2 separate regions of the Homo sapiens genome follow, and region 1 is linked to region 2. Evidence: chromatin contacts called from ENCODE Hi-C or POLR2A ChIA-PET data. All regions are on one chromosome and are shown on one strand. The core of a region is the stretch at or near the end of the contact, and the rest is flanking DNA. Distances in the headings are between cores, read along the strand shown.

Evidence for each region. A loop is a pair of places that touch in the nucleus more often than their neighbours do. ChIA-PET counts read pairs that join two places held with the same protein, here RNA polymerase II (POLR2A). Pooled maps may share reads with other maps.
Region 1: a map with no recorded cell type shows a loop between it and region 2 (2.4-fold over the local background). The contact joins the promoter of CCL16 here to the promoter of CCL3 in region 2. A Hi-C loop is called at or near these places in 5 of 37 single-sample maps with no recorded cell type and 5 of 50 pooled maps. POLR2A ChIA-PET finds 5 or more read pairs at or near these places in 4 of 52 experiments (GM12878, H1, activated CD4-positive, alpha-beta T cell and 1 more).

Annotation. Positions count from the first base shown.
Region 1 is chr17:35,980,137-35,982,836 of GRCh38, forward strand. It overlaps CCL16 (C-C motif chemokine ligand 16), which reads right to left and starts at 1,361. Exons shown (of 3, transcript NM_004590.4): 1 at 1,209-1,361. The coding sequence starts at 1,284. RefSeq lists an enhancer at 1,876-2,171 and a silencer at 1,876-2,171.
Region 2 is chr17:36,088,825-36,091,524 of GRCh38, forward strand. It overlaps CCL3 (C-C motif chemokine ligand 3), which reads right to left and starts at 1,319. Exons shown (of 3, transcript NM_002983.3): 1 at 1,162-1,319; 2 at 359-473. The coding sequence starts at 1,234. CCL3-AS1 (CCL3 antisense RNA 1) reads left to right here. Exons shown (of 3, transcript NR_186417.1): 3 at 722-1,038.

The sequences.
Region 1 (2,700 bases), core at 111-2,610, 110 kb before region 2:
GTATGTGGGCAGATTACATGGTGCACTTGACCCTTGCTCCTTTGTGTTTACACAGGCAGAGTCAGGCCAGACTACATGCCAGGGTGACCTTAAGAGAGAAAAGAGGCCAGGCATGGTGGCTCATACCTGTAATCCTAGCACTTTGGGAGGCCGAGGTGGGCAGATCACGAGGTCAGGAGTTTGAGACCAGCCTGACCAACATGGTGAAACCCCGTCTCTACTAAAAATACAAAAATTAGCTGGGCGTGGTGGTGTGTGCCTGTGATCCCAGCTACTCAGGAGGCTGAGGCAGGAGAATCACTTGAACTCGGGAGGCGGAGGTTGTGGTGAGCCGAGATCGCGACACTGCGCTCCAACCTGGGCAACAAGAGCGAAACTCCATCACAAACAAAACAAAACAAAACAAAACACAACAAGCAAACAAACAAAAAAACAAAAGCGAAAAGAATGGCTGGGGCAGCCTAGGGCAGGTACACGTCTTTGTCCTCCCCACCCCCGTCACCAGGTCCTCGTAAACAATGATAGAGGGAGGAGATACGGAGGGGCAAAACAAACCCCCTCCTCCATAGGCCCCAATTCTCCCTTTCCCCACAGCTCCAAAACCTTTCAACCCCTTTCCTCTTTTCTGCAGATTTTATTTAGTCATAGGCTGGGGGATGGAGAAGGGGACCATAGATTCCCAAGCAGCCATTCCACTGGGACTCATTTTGGTTGTCTGATAGTCCCAGCAACCTGTGCCAGCCATGTTGAGGAAGGGCTCTCTCGGTTCAGACTCCCAATTCCTGGACTTAGACCCACATGATTGTTTGAACCTTCCTTCCTCTCGCCACTCATTCTTCCAGGGCACCTGCCACTTTTCTTTCTCATCCGCGTGCCTCCCCCTCCCTTTCATTGCATGCACTTCTTGTTGCATTTTCTGCTGCTTTCTTGGCCTCTCCTCCTGAATGATCATTCCTGCTCACCACGCTTGGGACTCCTGAGGAAATGGTGACCCAGTTTCCTGGAACTACTTACCCCAGAAAGATCCGGACCAACCCCAGCTCTACTTACAAAGGGGAGAATTGGAGGTCAGAAGCTATGCATGAAGGTGGGGAGAGCCCACAGGGTCTTATGAGGCCAGAGACCCGACAGCGCCCTTGGCACTACCTCCCTGCCAGCTGCTCCATCCCCCTTTCTCGTTCCTGCCCTACAGAGACAAGTGGACTCACTTGGCTGGCTGCGAGAAGCCGAAGTAATGATAAGGATGAGGACAAGGAGAGACAGGGCAGCCTCGGAGACCTTCATCCTCTCAGCGAGGCAGTACAGCTTCAGGGAGAGCCGAATGAAGATGTTGTCTGTTGCTGGTGGTCCGCTTGCCAACTACTCAGCTCTCTGGACCTTGACCGCATCAGAGCCGGTAGAGGAGGAGAAACAACAGGCCTCAGTGTTTGCTGAAACAGAGGGCAGCAGAGGATGGGACTTGGTGCAGAGCTGAATTCAGTAGAATCTGAATTCACGTGAAGAAATGGGCGAATGTGTGTCAGCTACCTTACATGCCCTATCTTATATAATCCTTAAAATAGTGAATAGCGATTATTACTTCCCTGGGACTACTGAGGCCTAGAGGCTAAATAAATTGTCCAAGGTCACCTGGGTGGATAGGCGGATGAAAAACCAGATCTGTTTGATTTCACCATGTTACCTGCCACCATCTGTATGTTGGGGAAGGGCAGGCAGGGTTGAACCACCCCAGCTTCCCCCAGGTGATCAGTCTTGGGGAGATGAGCACAAAGCAGGATTACAGAGCCCAGACTGAGGCAAAGGTAGGGCTTAGTTGCCTCTGAGAAGGAAATGCCCTCTCCCAGTCCAAGGCCACATGATTGAGCTCACACTCTTTCCTGTCACAGTGTATGCTAATACTCCAAAAAAAAAAAAAAACAATGTGCCTGATCCTTGGGTCCCCATTTGTTGCTGGACCGTTTGACTTATTTGTCAATGTTTTTATTTATCTCTTTGGACCTCGGACTTTGGACTGATTTTTAGGTGTAGCCAGCTCGCTGATCCCTCCTGGGTGCCCCCATGGCCAACCATGACCAGCAGGGGACCCTCCAACTCTGTGCACCTGACAACCTGCGTCTGTGCTCCAGGACTCCAGCTTCTGCCCCTCTGGCCTGGGCTCTGGCTGGACCTGTCCCACAGCTTCCTCTCTCTTCAGGTGCCTCAGGACCCTTTTCCATGTTGAAAGCTGCATTTAGAGAAGAGATCAAAGATATAAGGGATTTTGCTGTTGATGGACAGCAAGCTTTAGAGGCATAGGTGATGTGTTTCAGGTGTTGAGGGCAGTGGGAGGCAGGGGCAGAAACAGGGACTGTGCAGATCCTTATGGGGCTTTCTGCTTGGCATGACTGCTCATAGATAGGTAAACCGTATAATGCAGTTACTCCTGGTGGGTTCAAGGCTTCACCTGGTGGTGAAGCTGTGGCTTTTTGTGAGGGCAGGGAGGGTACGTATGTGGGGCATCCTCTTGACCTCTGTTTATGGAGGTGACAAGGCCTGAGAAGCCTGGTTGTGACTTTGGCATGCAGGCCCCCATATGGCCCTTAATGTGGCCCACAAGCCCTTCCTTATCTGTGGAAGGCTGGAGGCCAGGAAAGGGTGGTCATAATCCCTACTCTGGGCAAGCTCTTATTCCAAGTACACAGAGCTCCTCCTTGGGCCCTG
Region 2 (2,700 bases), core at 69-2,568:
ATGGCCCCACCATTCTGCTCTCTGTCCTGGGCAGCTCAGGGCTTGCTCCTCTTTCAGGGGCCCCCTGCCTATCTCTGTCTAGAGAGCTTCTCTCAGTGACTCAGTAGGGGTGGCCCTCAGAGTGTCCCGCTGCCTCCTTCTTCCTGTCCCTTTCCTCTGGGCTGGGGCAGCCCTTCCTGACTCTGTAACACATGCCTCACTCCAGCTCCAAGTCAGGTCACACCTCGGAGCCCTGCGTCCTGTATCCCCGATAGGCTCCTGAAGGCTGGGCCTTTCCAGGATAGCCTTCTGGCCTGTCTCTGCCCCAACCCTGACCCTCCCTACCTCCATAGAGGTGAGCAGGAAGACTGGCACTTACATGACACCGGGCTTGGAGCACTGGCTGCTCGTCTCAAAGTAGTCAGCTATGAAATTCTGTGGAATCTGCCGGGAGGTGTAGCTGAAGCAGCAGGCGGTCGGCGTGTCAGCAGCAACTGTGGAGAAAGGAAGAGAATGAGCCCGAGTCACAGCTCAGAAGAAAAGGCCAGGCAGCTTCTGATCCCCGAGCAGTTGAGGAAGGCAGGCTTGCTCAGACCAAGTGACTGGAAGGCATTTGGGCATTTTTGCTGAGAAATGTCTCTTTGTTTCTGTCTGTATCCTTCTTTCTCCTTGACTCTTCATAGTGGGTTCTCTGTTTCTCTGTGTGATCCAGATACCTGAACGGACTGTTCTCTTATCTCAGTTCTCTTCAGGGAATTTTGTCTGGTTCAAGAAGTCATACCCCAACCCAAGAGAAGCCTTGGACATCTCTCATAAGACATCCAAGGGACAGAGCTCCTGGGAGACCTAGAGTGAGCTGGAGAGTGAACAACATACCCCACTGGGAAGTAAGCAGCCCTGGATTCTGCCTCTTGCTAACTGATTCGTTTCGAACCCTGTTTTTCTATCTGTAAAAGGGACTGTAACTCCCCTGCCCCTGCCTAGATTCTCATACCTGGAGACTAGGGGGCTAAGACCCCTTCTAGAGATAAAAATAAAAGTCTTAAAGAGAAAGACCAAGATGTTTGGCAGCCCTTTAAGAAGTTCTCTTTTCTCTTGGGGGCTTTTAGGCCACAAGAAAAGATTGATGTGGTCTAACCATGGCCAGAGAGTGGTGATACCCACAACGAAACTCAGACTCACGTGATGCAGAGAACTGGTTGCAGAGAGCCATGGTGCAGAGGAGGACAGCAAGGGCAGCAGTGGAGACCTGCATGATTCTGAGCAGGTGACGGAATGTGGGCTCGAGTGTCAGCAGAGCCAAGAAAGGACTGACCACTGTCTGCTGCCCGTGTCCTTCTGAAGTCTGAAACCAGCTCTCCTCTTTATAGGCAGCCCTGGCGGATGGGGAAATGGAATCTGGGGGTGAGGAGGGAAATTTTTAAGCGTAGTGATGCTGTCATGCTAAGTTGCACAACTCAGGGTCCCTGGTGACCACAGGGGCTCAGGATATCCAAGAATAGCATCTTTGAGCTATTCTCTAACTCTCAGCTCTCAACTCATGACTTGTTATAGTTTCATAGGGAAATGGTTTCTCCTGTGAGTGTGAAGAGGGGTATATGTCAACCCAAGGCTATTCTTAGTCAGTCCCTTCTCATAAGAACTGGTCTGTGCATGAACTCTCCAGCCCCATTCCTTCCCACAGAGCTGCAATTCTGCTTCCTCAGCTGCTATAACCACAGGGATAGGGTTGATGGGCTGATGCTGTGGAGGGCTGCACAACCCTTCCTCCTCCCAGAGGCAAAGAACTGAATGAAAGCTGGAGGAATAGAAAGCATGAGGTCATGTTTCAGTCATTTGTCTATTTATTAGTCATGTAGTGACTAGGGCGCTGTGTTAAACGCTAGTTGTGGATCATAAAAATACTTTAGAGGTGGGTGTCAATATGTCAGGTGCCTAGAAATATCTGTAGCCATTAACCTAGAAAAAGCATTTCTAGGAAAGAGTTCTGTGGAAACAACCCAAATATGGAGCCATCTTCAAACATAAAGATACCTGACCCAGCATCGTTTATAACTCTAAAATAAACAAAGCTAAATTTTTCTCCATCAGGGAATGATAAATTATCCACTAGATCATTTATTATTAAGTCTCTAAAATGAATGAAGTGGCATAAATATGCTTATAACATCAGTGGTTAAAAAAAGCAAGATACGACATTATACAAATTCTACAAAGTCTGAAGAATTGTACAAATATATATATATATTTGTACTATATATACATGTATTTGTACATATACACATATATATTTGTACAAATATATATATATTCCTTGCCAACCCTAAGCATGGAAAAAAATACAAAGGCTTGGAAATACATGCCTTAAAGAATGAATAGTTCTTATATTTGTGTGATAGGTCCCTGGGTGATTTATTTTCTTATTTTTTTCTTTTTCTGAATTTTTCTCATTTTACTTAGTTAGACTTTATTACCTTCTTGGTCAGCCCACAAATTTATAAACTAATTTTTAAAAAAACATTTCCAACATCACTGGTTGAAAAATAGGTTGTTGTCAGTTGTTTAATCTGAAAGAAATTATTGATAAATATGCTGAAGTTTCTGTTCAATGGTTTTGGCCAAAATGAAGTCTTGATTTCCCATTTCTTTGAACCATTTTAAGGATCCTATACTATACTTACATAAATCATGCCAAATTGAAGCAGTTTTTTACTTATTCTT